Regions from separate parts of the Homo sapiens genome. Here region 2 is linked to region 1. Evidence: read pairs that join two places in POLR2A ChIA-PET (ENCODE). Cell type or tissue: MCF 10A. All regions are shown on one strand. Links, peaks and the distances in the headings refer to the core of each region. The heading gives the core; the rest is flanking DNA. Region 1 has its middle 20 kb from the start of DBI. Region 2 overlaps STEAP3 (STEAP3 metalloreductase).

The links. Peaks named below come from ENCODE experiments on the same cell type or tissue, not always from the same donor. Only the 100,000 strongest peaks of a DNase experiment are listed, where the experiment ranks them.
Region 2: POLR2A ChIA-PET joins it to region 1 with 5 read pairs; 3 of 35 experiments call an interaction of 5 or more read pairs at or near these places.

Annotation. Positions count from the first base shown.
Region 1 is chr2:119,382,574-119,391,018 of GRCh38, reverse strand. No RefSeq gene overlaps it. Among named protein-coding and RNA genes, the nearest start is that of DBI, 20 kb to the right of the region's middle. In MCF 10A, for the core only: a CTCF peak has its summit at 3,527; DNase peaks (open chromatin) are centred at 3,108 and 3,488.
Region 2 is chr2:119,236,152-119,244,596 of GRCh38, reverse strand. The region is part of intron 2 of STEAP3 (STEAP3 metalloreductase); the gene reads right to left. STEAP3-AS1 (STEAP3 antisense RNA 1) reads left to right here. Exons shown (of 2, transcript NR_046721.1): 2 at 1-175. Among named protein-coding and RNA genes, the nearest start is that of STEAP3-AS1, 8.7 kb to the left of the region's middle. RefSeq lists enhancers at 3,482-3,998, 3,999-4,515. In MCF 10A, for the core only: no CTCF peak of the experiment used is centred there; a DNase peak (open chromatin) is centred at 3,926.

The DNA.
Region 1 (8,445 bases), core at 2,334-4,833:
ATTTACCAATATCCACAAAATAGCTTGATAAAATTTTGATTGGGACTGCATTAAATTAGATCAAGCTGAGGAAGAGCTAACATCTTGAAAATATTGAGTCTTCCTCCATGAACATGTAATATACCTCCATTTATTTAGTTCTTTGATTTCATTCATCAGAATTTTGTACTTTTCCTCATAAAAATTTTGGATATAGTTTGTTAGATTTATAATTAAGGATTTCATATTGGGGGATGTTAATGGAAATGGTACTGTGTTTTTAATTTCAAATTCCACTTGGTATATAGGAAAGTAATTGGCTTTTGTATATTAACCTTGTATCCTGGAATCCTGCTATAATTGCTTATTAGTTCCAGAAGTTTTTCATTGACTATGATCATATCATCTGCAAACAAAAATAGTTTTATTTCTTCCTTTCTAATTTGTATTTTTTATTTGTATTTATTGTATTCTTTAAGTTTGTATTCTTTTATTTCCTTTCCTCATCTCATTGCATTAGCTAGAACTTCCAGGATAATGTTGAAAAGGAGTGGGGAGAGAGGACATCCTTGCTTTATTCCTTGTTTCCTTAGTGGGAAAGCTTTGAGTCTCTCACTATTAAGTAAGATGTTAGCTATAGATATTTTGTAGATATCCTTCACCCAGTTGAGGAAGTTCCCCTCTATTCCTAGTTTACTGAAGTTTTCTTTTTTTAATCATAAATGCATGCTGAATTTTGTCAAATGCTTTTTCTGCATCTATTAATAAGATCATGTGATTTTTCTCTTTTAACATGTTGATGTGATGAGTAACATTAATTGATTTTGAATATTAAATCAGCCTTGCATTCCTGGGAGAAATATCACTTGGTTGTGTGTATAATTCTTTTGAAACCGCCTCTGCAAAAATTAGAACAGAAAATTATGACAGTGAAAGAGATCTGACCTAACTGATTCCATATTTCTTCTAACCTCCAAACTGTCCTTGTTCATTCCTGGGTGCAGGCCAAACTAATTTTGGAAGGAACTTAGTTTATGGCTTAACTTTGAAACAAAGATGATAACGGCCCTCTTCCAAAACAAATCCGCTTCCTGCCTGGGGACTAGACTGCCTTTGCAGGACTAACAGATTAGCCACAAGATTAGAAATTATGGTTTAGGGGTCACGCTGCTAGAGGCTGCAAGATTCTAAACCTCCCAAATTATCCTGGGGATAATATTACTATTGCAAAACCTAAGATCAGACCCTGCACTCAATGGATCAGCTGGCACCACCCAGATCGAGAAACTGGCTCATCTGGTCTTGTGGCCCCCATCCAGGAACTGACTCAGCACAAGAGCACAGCTCCCTATGATTTCATCTCCAACTCAACCTGTCAGTGCTCCCATGTTCTGACCCCCTGCCCACCAAATTATCCTTAAAAACCCTGATCCCCTAGCTTTCTGGGAGACTGATTCGAATAATAATAAAACTGCAGTCACCCATACAGCTGGCTCTGTGAGAATTAAACTATTGCAATTCCCCTGTCTTGATAAATCAGCTCTCTCTAGGCAGTGGGCAAGGAGAACCTGTTGGGTGATTACACTTTTCTTTCTTTTGTTTTTTTTTGTTTTGTTTTGTTTGAGACAGTGTCTCGCTCTGTTGCCCAGGCTGGAGTGCAGTGGCATGATCTCGGTTCACCGCAGCCTCAACCTCCCCAGGCTCAAGCAATCCATCCACCTAAGCCTCCCCAGTAGCTGAGATTAGAGGAGTGCACCGCTATACCCAGCTAATTTTTGTATTTTTAGTAGAGGTGGGGTTTTGCCATGTTGCCCAGACTGGTCTCAAACTCCTGAGCTCAAGTGATCTGCCTGCCTCAGCCTCCCAAAGTCAGTTACACTTTTCTATCAAACTGTTGGATTCAATTTGCTAATATTTTGTTGAGGATTTTGCATCTATGCTCATAAAAGATACTGGTCTGCAGTTTTCTTTTCTTGTAATGTCTTTGTTTGGTTTTGGTGTTAGGGCAGTGCTGGCTCCATAGAATGAGATAGGAAACCTTTGCCCCCTTAATGGTGTTTCTTACTGTCACTTAAAATTCGATTTAGGAAAAAAGGTTTTCTCTGTTCCTAAACAAAAAACAGGATCCTGGCAGGCCCTATAGTTTGCCAGTTTCCTCCTACATAGTAAAGTGTCCTTAGATGGAGTAAAAGAAGTCTCACACACAAAAATACAAATATATAATTTCATCTATAGGAAGTTGTAGAACAGGCAAAACTAATCTGCGGTAGAAAAAGCCAGAGCAGAATTTGCCTCTAGGACCATGATGACAGATATTGACTGGGAAGGGGCATGAAGGAAATTTCTGGATGTAATGTTCTATATTTCGATAGGGATCTGGGTTGTACAAGTATATGCATTTGTTAAAACATCACACAGTACACGTTTTTGCATGCAATCTGTGGTATATAAATCTTTCCCTAAGGAAATAATGGACTGTAAATAAATACTGAACTTTGATTAATAATATACATGATTCAGTTTTTTGGGGAAGCATACTGACATCGGCAACTTATTTTGATATTCACAGAAAAAATAATTTAGATTGCTTGAGAGATAGAGGGATGATGGATAGGTGGATTAATATATGATAATGCAGCCCGGTGCAGTGACTCATGCTTGTAATCCCAGCACTTTGGGAGGCCGAGGCAGGAGGATTGCCTGAGGCCCAGGATTTGAGACCAACCTGGGCAAAATAGCAAAACCCCATCTCTACAAAATGTTAAAAAAAAAAAAAAAAAAGCAATTCGTGTAAAATGCTGTGAGAAAATCTATGTAGTGGACACATGGGTGTTTGCTGGAAAATTCTTTCAACTTATTTTCATAATAAAATGGAGAGAAATAACAAATGGAAAGTCCTTTAAAGTTTGGTGTGGCTAAAAGAATGGTCTGCGTCCTGGCCCAGGCCAGGTGGTCTTATCACTCCATCATGTGGCTTCTGCAGATCCCAGGTCCCAGTTCTGTCCTGCAGTCTGTCCCGTGACTGTCTCCACTGGAAATGGTGTCATCTGCTCACAGCCCCAAACACCATTTCTAGATGACTCATGGCCTCTGCCCACGCAAGATCTACAGGTTCTCTTTTAAGCTTTTGAGTCTTGATCACATGTATCGTTAAGGAGATTGCTTCCTCAGTAGCTATTGGCAGCAATGCCAGCACTGGCTTGGTTCCCTCTGAGCGCTGCATCAGGCCTGCTCTGCCAAGCGGAAAATGCTGCTCTGCCCAATGGGCAGAAATGAGGATAAGGGGGCATTTCCTGGCAGGCACAGCTCCACTCAACACCTCTGCTGACTCCAGAGGGTTCTGGGTTAACCATTTAACATATACTACCTTAGTTAATGGAAAACATCTGACCTGCTGCACCCTGGCAGAAGTAGACTTTGAAGTGGAGAGCTGGGACTGAAAAAGAAAAAGTCTGTGGGAAGAACTCCAAAATACAACAGGAAGGAGGAAACCAGAAATTATGCAAGATGGCCCCAAGGGAGAGAGAGAGAGCGATAGAGAGAGAAAGACTGCCTCTGAAGCAGCAGAGGCCGCTAAAGAGAATCCTGGAGAAGGCAGCCATCAAACCTTTTTCACTTTCAAGGGAGCCTGAAACTGCAAGCTACAACTTACCGGCTGAATTATAAAAACAACAATGTTTAAAATAATAATATTCAGTGCTAGCAAGAAGTTGGTGAGAGGGCACTTTTATACATTACTAGTAACAGGTTTTTACAAAAATAATTTAACAATATGTATAAAAGATCATACATTTTTACTCAATAAGTTATATCCAAGAGTATATCTATTCTAGGGGCAAAAAAAATGTTTTCAAAGATCCATGTATAAAGATATTTAACAGGCTGGGCGAGGAATCCCAGCACTTTGGGAGGCCGAGGCGGGCAGATCACAAAGTCAGGAGATCGAGACCATCCTGGCTAACACGGTGAAACCCTGTCTCTACTAAAAATACAAAAAGAAATTAGCCGGGCGTGGTGACGGGCACCTGTAGTCCCAGCTACTTGGGAGGCTGAGGCAGGAGAATGGTGTGAACCCGGGAGGCGGAGCTTGCAGTGAGCCAGTGAGCCGAGATCGCTCCACTGCACTCCAGCCTGGGCGACAGGGCGAGACTCCGTCTCAAAAAAAAAAAAAAAAAAAAGTTTAACAAATTATTATAATAACAGGAAAAATAGGGTATTGCTTATAGTGTACTAATTAAATTATAGTTTAACAATGCGATGCAAATATTATGCAGACATTTTTCATGATATACTTTAGGGGAGAAAAATCAGGTTTAGAACTTTATACACAGTATGATTCCCATTATGTGCTAAATGATTATGAGAGATTATTTGTTCTCTTTTTATAGTTTTCAATATTTTCTAAGTTTTCTGCAATGCATGCATATTGTTTTTCATATTTGGAAAAATATTTCTTAAAATGCAGCAGTTTGGAGATGGGATGTGAAGATTTCTCTCTGGGGATTGAGAAGGCAATATTGCCAAGGCTTGTTTAATATCTCTTAAAAATCAATTTGCTTAAGGATAAGCTTGCTATATTAAAATTAAAAAGAAAGAAAGAGATGAAAAATCAATTTGCAAATCTTTTTTCTTTTCTTTCTTTTCTTTTTTTTTTTTTGAGATGGAGTTTTGCTTTTTGCCCAGGCTGTAGTGCAATGGTGCCATCTCGGCTCACTGCAACCTCCGCCTCTGGGGTTCAAGTGATTCTCCTGCCTCAGCCTCCCGAGTAGCTGGGATTACAGGCATGCTTGTATTTTTGGTAGAGACGAGCTCGTCTCTACTAAAGTTTCTCGAACTCCCGACCTCAGGTGATCTGCCTGCCTCAGCCTCCCAAAGTGCTGGGATTATAGGCGTGAGCCACTGCTCCTTGCCTTCTTTTCTTTTTTTAAAAATCTTTTTTACAGTCTGTCCAAGAATATGGCAAAATTTGCAAATTTTTTGCTTATACTGTAAAGACAGTGCAGGTTCCAGTTTAGATTCGTACTGATGGAAATGTTGAGTCTGTGGGTAGGCGGAACAAAGCCTACTGCTGAAGAGCAGGGCTCTGCCTGCATTCGGCTGGGGCAGATGCATTATAAAACTTCCCGAAAGTGTAGTTGTAAGGCAGGGCTATGAACTGTGTAGACAAAACAGAAAAACCCCATTCCTACAAAATGTTTTTTTTTAAAAGAAAAAAAAGATAATGCAACTAAAGTAAAGAAAATCTGTGTAGTGAATACACAGGAGTTTGCTGTAAAATTATTTCAACTTTTATGTATGTTGAAAAAGTTTCATAACCGTCCATAGTGGCAAAGGTTGCTGCTATGCTCTCTTGCAACACAGACAGCTTTAGTGACAAATTTCCACCATCCACAGGGAAAGTGAAGGGCCACTGGAAAAGAAGGAACAGGGGAAAGGGAACTACCACTTATGGAGTCTTGTGGGACGTGTGTATAATGTTGTTGTAGCCAGAAAATGACAGAAACCTCTCTCGTACCAGCATACACAAAAAAGAGTTACATTGGAAAGGACAGTTTGATTGAAGCTTCATGTGATAATATGGAATCTCTTGCAGCTTATATTTTCCAAAAATGGCTGCAACAATCTCCCATCCCATGGGCCTTTCCTACAATATGACTTTGACTTTCCTCCCATGAAGAGATGGGGTTTATGTTCCTTCTCCTTGAATTTGGGTGGGCTTATGACTATGGCAGAAGGGATGCTGTGTGATTTATGAGGCTAGGTTATACCAGGTGACACAAATTCTGCCCACTCTCTGGGGACACCGACTTTGGGAACTCGGCCACCATGCTCTGAGGAAGCCCAAGCCACATGGGGAGCCAGGTGTAGGCGTCTGGCCAATCGCCAGCATCAATCATCTACCAGACACATGAGTGAGGAAGCTCTGTGGGACTCCAGCCTCCACCATCAGGTGCAGCCTTGGGAGCCATCCTGAACAAGACCCACCCAGGTGAGCCCAACTAACCCCAGAGCCATGAAAACAATAATAATAAAGTGATTGTTGTTATTTTAAGCCACTAATTTAATTTCTGAGGTGACTTGTTACACAAAAATAGAGAACTAGAACAATGTCCATCTCTTAGCTCTTCCTCTCTTTTTTGTTGAACTCATTCTCTCCTGGTGGGTGGCAGGGTGGAGGGAGTGGCTAGAGTAAGCTCCAGGCTTAGCATCTCCATGAGAAAGAGATTTTTCTTCTAACGTCCAAATACGATCTCAGAGGACAGCTAGTGTGTTGTTGACTCCTATGCCCATCTTTGGAACGTCACTGTGGCCAGAGGAATGGGATTCTGTGACTGAGGCTGCCATTTGTTCACTCCAACATACATTTCCTCCTTCCCCTGGTAATGACATAAATTCTCCTGATTTTATTCATGTTGGCAATGTGCCCATCTCTCTTGTAGCTAGGGATGGCTAGGTGGTTAAATTCTGGCCAATGACAGGTGTGTGGTCCTTTACAGAAAGATCCTGTATCAGCTCCTATTATTGTAACAGATCACCACAAATGCAGTAGCTTAAAACAACATAAATTTATTGACTTACAGTTCTGGAGGTCAGAAGTTTGATATGGGTCTCACCAGGCTACAATCAAGGTGTCTGGGGGGCTGTTCCTTCTGGAGGCTGTAGGGGAGAATCTGTTTCCTCACCTTTTCTAGATTCTAGAGGCTGCCACGTGCCTTGGTTAGTGTCTTCTTCCATCTTCAAAGTCAGTGATGGCTGACTGAGTTGTTCTTACATCGCACCATCCTGACATTGCCTGTTCTGCCTATCTCTTCCACACTTAAGGACCCTTGTGATTACACCGGGTCCATCTGGATAATCCAGGCATCTCCCCACCTTAAAATCAGCAGATTAGCAACCCTACTTCTCCTTTCCATGCAACCTAATCTATTCACAGGTTCTGGGGGATTCAGACACGAACCTCTCTGGGTAGATCATTATTCTGCTAACCACAAATCTTTAAAAAGGAAGGGTACCCTTTTATCCTTTCTTCTCCCTTCCTGCTGTCTTGAATGGACTCCTGATACATCCACTTCTGGGATGAGGTACTGTGGCTGGCAGCCTGCCAGAAGCACCTTTTGGCAGTTGCTGCAAAGAGAGAGGAACTGTTCTTAGTAGGCTGAGAGAAGGATGCCAGACAGACAAAAACATCAGATGTTCATTATAAACATCTGCTGCAATAATGCTGCATGATCAACAACCCCTAAGACTCAGTGGCTTACAAGATTTATTTGTTAATTTCTAGCTCACAGGCCTTCAGTTGATGGTGGCTCTGCCAGGCTTATCTGGGATCAGTTGGACTTGCTCAAGGCTGTGGTTAGCTTCAGGTAGGCCTTGCTTATCTCTCATGTACCTGGCAACAGTGGCTCCTTGGCATCTTCTTCCCATGGCAGATGGCAGAAGTTCAAGAGGGCCGGCTAAGCCACACAAGCTCATATAAAGCTCTTTCCTGGATCATGTCTGATCACATGCCGTTGTGCAAAGCAAGTCCTATGACCAAGCTCGAGTGAATGGGTGGGGACGAGCAGTTCACTTCTGGTGGGCACACTTCAGGTTGGAACAGTGAAGGGCACAGACAGATAATCCTTTACGGAGGGTGCCAGGGGTTGGGAACAATCATCCAATTTACCACAGTGAGCTAAGCCAATCCACTTCCCTCATCAGTGAGGAAGTTTTGTAGGGATGTCTCTTCATGCCCACTTGACCTGGAGGAGTGCTACAGTGATTTTCTTCCCACTACATCCCATGCCCACTATTTTTAAAAATACTGAAAAGTGCAGAGACTAATGTAACAAATACGGAATACAGGCTCACAACCCAAATGTAAGAAACTTTTAGGCCAGGCACGGTAGCTCATGCCTGTAATCCCAGCACTTTGGGAGGCTGAGGAGGGTGGATCACGAGGTCAGGATTACAAGACTAGCGTGACCAACATGATGAAACCCCGTCTCTACTAAATATAAAAATTAGCCAGGTGTGGAGGTACGCGCCTGTAATCCCAGCTACTCAGGAGGCTGAGGCAGGAGAATTGCTTGAACCCGGGAGGCGGAGGTTGCAGTGTGCCCAGATCTCACCACTGCACTCCAGCCTGGGCGACAGAGCGACACTCCATCTCAAAGAGCCCCTTAAATTTGTGTCCTTTTCATTTTCTACTTCTGGAGCACCAAATTTTTGAGACTGTCACATAACTATAAATGCAATAGTTTCTGTTCCAGAATCCTGGGTCCCATACCCTAGGACTTTACCATACTTACCTAATATGGGCACAGCCCTGACTAACTACAGTAACTTTATTACCTAGGAATTGCATTTGTCTGCGTGTAGCGGTCTCCTGAAAAAAGTGGTTTAAACACACAAGGATCTATTATCTTACGGAATAAATTTTGAGGTAAGTAGCCTAGGGATAATTCAACACTTCTTCAGAGCCAC
Region 2 (8,445 bases), core at 2,913-5,412, 150 kb after region 1:
ACCTGTAAATAATTTATCCTAATACCATTTAAATTGAGCACAAATTTAAAACCATGCTAGCCAGGTGCAGTGGCTCACACCTGTAATCTTAGCACTTCAGGAGGTCAAGGCAGGAGAATCGCTTGAGGTCAGGAGTTCAAGACCAGCCTGGGCCACACAGGGAGGTCCCATCTCTAAAAAAATAAAAAAAAAATTAGCCAGGCACAGTGGCACACGCCTGTCGTCCCAGCTACTCAGGACATTGAGGCAGGAGGATCGCTTGAGCCCAGGAGTTGAAGACTGAAGTGATCGCACCACTGAACTCCAGTTTGGGTGACAGAGCAAGACTATCTCAAAATAATAATAATAATAATAATAATAATAATAATAATAATAATAAAAGTAAAAATAAAATTATGGTAGACATTAGATCTGCCACTAGAGCTTGTCATTTAATGTGCTAATAAAGAAGCATGCCTAATGCTACTGTAGTCTTTTTTAAAAAATATTTTCGCTGTGTTTCCATATAATATATTTCATTTGTAACCCTAAGCTATTTTGTCTGGTGCATGTAAGAACATTATTCTGAGCAGAAGTCCACAAGCTTCACCAGCCTACAGTTCCACAGGGCTTAAGATCCCCTGCCCTGAAGCAGCAGAGCAGCTGGGGTGGCTTTCAACACCCTCCATGGGCGTCTGCCTCTTCCTACTTTTCCACAACACTCTCCTGGAACCTCTGGACACCTGACCAGGTGAGGGAGTGGATCCAGGGACTGACATAAAGATGGGGCAGGGGAACCAGGAGGCTGGGCCCGGCTCTGCTATGAAGCAGCTGTGTGTCTTCAGACAAGTCTGTGTGCCTCCCTGGGCCCCAGCTTCCATCTTTGTCAATGGAGATCACAATCTCTGCTCTCAGATGACAAATCATGCAATCTTAAGAGGTTTTTGAAACTGTGATTTTTCCTTTTATAAGGCAGCAGCAGCAGCAGCAGTTCCTATTAATGGATGCCTACCATACACCCATTGCTGCTGTCAGGCCTTTCCTCGGGTGATGGGCCTCTGGTCCTCACAAGAACCCCAGGAAGTAGATTCAGTTATCATTCCCACTTTACAGAGGAGGGAACTGAGGCTCAGGGAGGCTCAGGAACTTGTTTCAGGCAGCACAAATAATTGAGGGGAGGAAGAGCAGGAGGCAGGTCTGTCTGCCTCGGCAGTCAGAGCCTCACTCCGTCTTACTGCCCAGACAGAGAACAATGAGCTTTCCAGAGATGTCCCAGAGAGCTGCATAGCTGGGACCACACTGGCTGGGACAAGAGGCCAGGTGGGTGGAAGGGGGTGCATTCTCAATGTCAAGAGTCAGGGGACATGTGTTCCTGTCCTGCCTCTGCCAGCATGGGAAACTTCCTTAGCCTCTTGCTCATCTTTAACATGGTTTTGAAACATGGCCCTGCCTGTCACAGGATAACAGGGATTGGCTGAGCTGAGACTCTGAGGGGTTGCTTTTGTGGGGATCATGCTTTCCGAGTCCACAGATGGGGGTGGCACTCCTGCACAGACATGCAGGCACCCGCCAAGACACTCACGCCAGGCACAGCCACCCTGTGAATAGGAGACAGTATTTTCTGCCTGGTTCTGGGAGCGTTTCCTGGGTGGTGGGCTACATTTTGTAGGTGACAACGGGCCTCCTGACCCATCCTATAGTGAGTCCACGGCAGGCGGGTCTGCACCAGGTCCCTACTCAAGGCTGCTCGGTCCAGGAGCCGGGCTCTGGAGCCAGTCCGCCTGGATTCTGGTCCTGACTCTGCCTTATGTTAACTGTGTGACCATGGACCTATCTGTGCCTCAGTTTTCTCAGCTATAAAAGGGAGACCATGGCAGCACTTCCCTTATGGGCAGGTTGTAGGAGTAAATAAGTCAATTGTGTAAAGCACTTAGAACAGTGCTGAGCACATCATAAGCACCCAGCAAACGGCATTCAGTAATCACTAAGCAAACACTGGCTGCCAACAGAAATGAAGCTCCGTGCCAGCAGTAGGGCCCAGGTGGAGGGAGGGCAGAAGACCCTGCAGGCACCCCTTCAGCCCCGGGGAAGGAGGATGAAGAGCTGGGTGACAGTTATGTCAGCCCAGGAGCCTTGCAGATGGCCTCAGGGCTCGCAGGCCAGCATCTGCAATTTGGGCCGAGGTGAATTCAAATCCCTCTTCTCCTGTGGTCGGGAGGGCCAAGTCTCCCCTTGTGGTCAGTCAAGGCTGGGACAGATACACCCAGGCCTGTCCCCAACCACAGGGAGACACAAGCCCCCGGGGAGTTTTGCCCTGATGGGGAGGAAGAGTAGCCAGCCTGAGGCCCCCAGACCATCTTTCCAACATTTGCTGATGATTTGGATGATCCTAAGTAGGAACCCTCTGGACAGAAGCCTCTCCTCTGTCTCTGCCCTCTCCCCGCTGCCTGCCATCTCCTGAGTGACTTTGTGCTGAACACTCCTAAGCATATAAGGATGAGTGAGAAGCGGTCCCCACCCTGAGGGCTTACAATCTAGTGTGGGTTGGGGGAAAGGGGGCTTGAATAAGACCCATCGCCAATGACTGGACATAGGGCAGCTAGAGACAGAGCTCAGGAATGGCACAGGTATGGCCCAGGCTCTTGCCCAGGGGGCAGCCGAAGGGGAAGCCAGGACGGCTTCACGCAGACATGCATCTGAGGATCCCTGAAAAACCTCGAATGATTTACCTCGAAACAAAACTGAACCAGCCCAAAGTGAAGCAAGGCGAGAAGATCCAGATTTTGAGTCCTATTTTTGTTGAACCCCAGACCTAATCACAGGTGGGAAGGGATTGCCAGGGCTGGGCCTTGAGGGTGTTGCTCAGAACCTGACTTGGCATCTGCTCCCTTCCAGGGAGCTGATATGGAGGCCGCTGCAGCCGAGGGGAGCTGGTCCCACGTCTGCCCCTAACTGGCGCTGGGACATAGGAGGTCCCTGGGCCTCTCTGGGTGGCTTCTCTAACAGGAGCTGCTGCACCAGCTCAGCTCCAAGCCCCTTTCATCCCCAGCAGTCTAGGGTGCTATGAAAAGTCCTAGACTTATGGTCCTAAGGGTCCCTGCTTTTCAGCGGTAGGATAAATGCAAACTAAACGTTAAGCACCTCCAAAGCTTCTCTTGCCACCAAAATGCAGTCTGCAACAGGAAAATGCCAGGTTGTAATGCTGCCTTGTACTGCTCCCTAGGCGGCCTCTTCCTTGACCTTTCTGATGTAGGGACGGAGCCACTTGGCTGGGAGGGGTCAGGCAGGTGGTTAAAGGCACGGGCTGTGGGTGGGGCTGCTGGGGAGAAATCATGGCCTCACATGCCAGTAGCTGGGTGCCTTTGGGTGAGTTACATAGCTCCTCTGTGCCTTAGTTCCCTCACCTTTAAAACGGGAACACTAATTATACCTCTCTAAAGACTGTTTGAGGATGAAATGAGTTAATATGTGTAAAAGCTCAGAGCTCATTTCTGACTGGTTGTGTGTGCACTTGTGTTTCCTAATCTTGTATGCATGTGTGTGTGTGTGTGCACGTGTCCTATTCTTGTGTGCATGTGTGTTGTGTGTACTCTTCTCTAACTTCTTCATGGACAGTGGCCACGTTCAATTCTTCTGCCCCCTCCTGATGCTCAGCATGAACCCTCCTGCTGAAGGCTGGCAGGGGTTGGGGGCAGGACAGGTGGTACATGTCTTGGAAGTCCCAGAGGCCTGTCCCTGCGGCCTGAGGTGAGGGTGTGACTAACCCTGTCTGGGCCCTGGCTCCCTGGGGGTTCTATTTATAGAACTGGAGAGGGAGCAGATGGGATCAGATTGCAGCTCTGTGGGCCGAGGCCTGTCTCCTGCCTGCAGACCTGCCTGCCTCTCCTCCCAAGCTGTGGACAGAACTGCCATGGAGGATCGGGTGTCCTGGTCCCCTCTGGGTCTCTGCCCAGGCTTGTCTGTCCCCTCCTTCTTCCCGGCAGGGCTACAGCCTGTGTTTATGGCTGGGAGCCACGCCTGGCCCATGGGCCTGCCTGCCAGCTCCTGTCTGCTCTTGCGCAGGCCACTAACAGTTGGCCACATGACATCCACAGCCCCATGGCCTCTTCTTCATGGACACCGATCACCTTTCAGACATGAGTGGCCAGGGCAGGCTGTGGCCACGGAGGGTTTGCTGTGAGGTCGGTATGGATTGAGGTGCTGGGGCCACTGGCAATCAGAGGCTGGCTGTGGCACCCTGCAGCCAGATGGAGTGGGGGCGGCCTGCAGGCCAAGAACGGGGTGCCTCGCACGCCTCCCATGTGGGGACTGACTGAGCAAAGAGAGAGAAAATAACCCAGTTCTTGTCCTCAAGCAGCCCACAGTTATCTTCAATTTTTTTAAATTTTTGTTTATTTATTAGTTATTTATTTATTGAGACGGAGTCTCGCTGTGTCGCCAGCCTGGAGTGCAGTGGCGCGATCTCGACTCACTGCAACCTCTGCCTCCCAGGTTCAAGCAATTCTCTTGTCTCAGACTTCTGAGTCTGAGTAGCTGGGACTACAGGCGCATGCTATCACGTCCAGCTACTTATTTTCAATTAAAAAAAATTTTTTTTGTCTGGTCAGTAAAATTACATTTAGGGGCACATGTTCCTATTACTGCTCTATTTCTTTATAAGTAAAATACATTCAAAATGTACACTTATGCAGCAGTGCCCTATAACGTTGTATGTGGTATAAGTAATATGTAAACAAATGTAGGTGCAAGGAGGCTCTGTATGTCCTCCCTAATCCCAGGGAATGAGCCTTAAGAAGCCCCAAGGAAGTGCACACACACCCTGGAGACCTTTGCCCCATGGGAGGGCCAGGCAGTGGACTAAAGTGTTTAAGGTCTCCTGACAAGGGTACTGACTTCGGACAGCGGGGACTGGGAGGATTCCTGCAGGAGGTGGGCCTGAGCCGAACTTTGACGAATTGAGAGTGAGCCCAAGAAAAGCGCTTCAGAAAGAGGGGCCTGCATTGAGCAAACGGGGCCCAAGATAGCCCAGAGTGCAAGGACCCATCAACAGTGCATGTCCCTGGGTGAACGAGTATGTGCCCACAGCCAGCACCAGGGCTCAGCAAGCCACAAGTGAAAACATAAATTCTTGCACACAGCCTGGCCAACATGGTGATACCCCATCTCTACTAAAAATACAAAAATTACCTGGGTGTGTTGGCACGTGCCTGTAATCCCAGCTACTCCGGAGGCTGAAGCAGGAGAATCGCTTGAACCTGGGAGGCGGAGGTTGCAGTGAGCCGAGATCGCGCCACTGCACTCCAGCCTGGGCGACAGAGTGAGACTCCGTCTCAAACAAACAAACAAAAACAAAAAAATTCTCGCACAGAACTCTTTTCTAGACTGAAAACGTGTAGAGAGGGAAAGAGGAAGGACCTGGATCTGGGGTCTACTCTGAGTATCTTCTCACTGGGAGGTACTGGACACGCCAGTCCTTTCTCTAACCTGTTTCATCAAGTGTAAAATGAAAATACCGATTTTCCCTCAAGGGCATGAAGTAGCCAAGGGCCATATACACCTGGGGCATTGCGCTGTGGCTGGGATGTTTCTGGGAGTTCTTCCCCTGTGGTCTTTTTCTCATGTGCTCGTTGTCCACCCCCCGCCCCCACTTCCCTGAGCTTTGGGAGGGCAAGATTGCTGTGTGTTGTTCCACATGCACCCAGAACCCCACACCATGCCTGGCACACTGTAGAGGTTCTGTGCATCTCTCTGCCTGACTGCACACACCACTGGAGCCTATGTAGCCTCTGGGGGCAGAAATCCTTCCAAAATGCAGTACAAAATCAGATCCTCATCCAGCACCCCAGGGATCACCCCAACCTGCCTGGGGTCCATCTTCAGTTTTCACAGAGCCTTTGTGTAAGCTCTGCCTCTTCTCTCATCCTCAGGACTTTGTGGGCGCTGTCTGTCTGCCTGCTCACCTCTTAAAGCCCCCCAGGTCCTGCTAATTCGCTGCTGACGAAATCGAAAGAGCACAGCATCGAGAAAGTGCAAAGCCAACTCAGAATGGAGAAAAGTTCAGGAAATCATATAACTGATAAGGGGACCTGTTTCTAAATATCTGAAGAACTCTTACACCTCGGTATTAAAAAGACAAACAACCTACATAAAGTGGGCAAAAGACTGGAAAAGACACTTCTCCAAAAAAGATATACAAATGCACATGAAAAGATGTTCAGCATCATTAGCCCTCAGGGAAATGCAAATGAAAACCACAATGAGATACCACTTCACACCCACTAGGATGGCTACAATGATATATTTTTTTAAAAGACAGGGAGGATGTGGAGAAATCAGAACCCTCCTACACTGCTGCTGGGATTGTAAAATGGTGCAGGCACCGTGGAGAACAGCCTGGGAATTCTTCAAAACGTTAAACAGTTTCTATATGACCCAGCAACTCCACTCCTAGCTATATATCCAAGAGAAGGAAGAATGTATATCCACACAAAAACATTTTCACCCATTATTCATAATACCCAAAAAGTGGAAACAATTCAAACGTCCATCAACTGAGGAATGGTTAAACAAAATGTGGCCTATCCATCCGGTGGATTAATATTCAGCCATAAAGAGAACTAAGTATGCATCCAACAGGGGTGAACCTTGAAAGCATTAAGGGAAAGAAGCCAATTACAAAAGGCCAGACATTACATAATTACACTTATATAAATGTCTAGAATAAACAAATCAATAGAGACAGAAAGTAGATTAGTGGTGGCCAGAATGGGGGATTTGGAGAAAATGGGGAGTGATCCTCACGGGTACACCATGCAACTCACCATTTGAATGGGTGAATTGCGTGGTGATGTGAGGCATAGCTCAGTAAGGTTATTTAAAAAGTTGTTACCTAAAATAAAAAAGGAAATTGAGGTATGGCAGACTGCTACTAGTGTGTGTAAACCAAGAGTAAACATGTTTTGGATGACAGCTTAAGCGCGCTCCATGAGCCTATGTCATTGGATGGATTTTGTAACACCAATGTTGGTGGCTGCTGTGGTTTGGAGGTTTGTCCCCCAAAAACCTCATGTTGAATTCTGATCTCCAATACTGGAGGTGCACCTAATAAGAGGTGTTTGGGTCATGGGGGTGGATTCCCTCCCTGGCTGGGGGGAGGGCAGAGGAGCAAGTAAGTTCCCTGTTAGTTCTCACTGTATTAGTTTCCTCGAGAGCAGCTTGTTAAAAAGAGCCTGCCACCTCCCTACCCTCTCTCTCTCTCTTACTTCCTCTCTCCCCAGGTGATCTCTGCACACATGGTGCACATGAAGAAATGGGGCTCAGGAAGGTGAAGTGACTTGCCCAGGCCACCAGCTAGCAAGTGGTCAGGTGGGATATGAATCCACTCCTCTGCTGGGCCCTTGCTGGCTGACCTTGCAGGTTACTAAGGTGACTGATCCTGAATAAATCCAGAGCATTCAAATGTTTGTCTTCCTTTTGAAAAACACCTTTTCTCTTTACAAATTCCCCAGCTTCAGGTATTCCTTTATAGCAACACAAAGACCACACTAGCACAGTGGCTCTGCAACCTTCTGAAGTTATGTCCTATTTGTTTTCCACATAATTGAGGTTCCTAAGCCCCGTGACCTCTGGACAAGTGAGGCTTATATAATCAGTACCATTACCTGTTGTTGTTGTAAAAATGGTGCCTTGGGCTAAACTGTTCTCTTGGCCTTTGCTCACACAGCTATTTCTCTGCCATCCATGCAAGCCATTCCAGGGCCCAGGGGATGATGTGTGTGTGCCAAGTGCTGGGGTCTGAGGTCCACCCCACCAGCTCCCAGGTCAGTGAACAGGGCAGATGTGTTCCAGGGGGAGTGGGGGAGGCACCGTCTGCTGCTCACCCACATGGCTGAGGGTTTATAGAAGGATGTGCAGGTGGAAACATGCACACAGCTGCAGATCTGCTAAGTGGGGCATTAGGTCCCTCTTCCTCCTAAAGTCATCCCTTCCCTAACCAGGCAGAGGATCATTTCAGCCCCTGGGATTCTCTAAATAACACAGCTGAAGCCACAATTGGTCACTGAGAGCTTCCCTAGCCAGGCCAGGCCACTCCCCACAATGCAGCCAACAGGACACGGGCTCAGCAAAACGTTAGAACACTCTGGATTTATTCAGGATCAGTCACCTTAGTAAACTGCAAGGTCAGCCAGCAAGGGCCCAGCAGAGGGATGGAATTTCATATCCCACCAGACCACTTGCTAGCTGGCGGCCCGGCCAAGTCACTTCACCTTCCTGAGCCCCATTTCCTCATCTGCACTATGGGCTGATGTTCCTCACCTTAATGAGGTGTGGCAAGGATTATATGAGACAAATAAAGTGCTACGCTCTGAGCCTGTTAAATTTACTCATTTTTAATTCTATTCCTCTCTAGGATATTTTGTAAATCTTTTTGTCTGGGTAAAGCAGAAATAGATGCACCCAAATCAA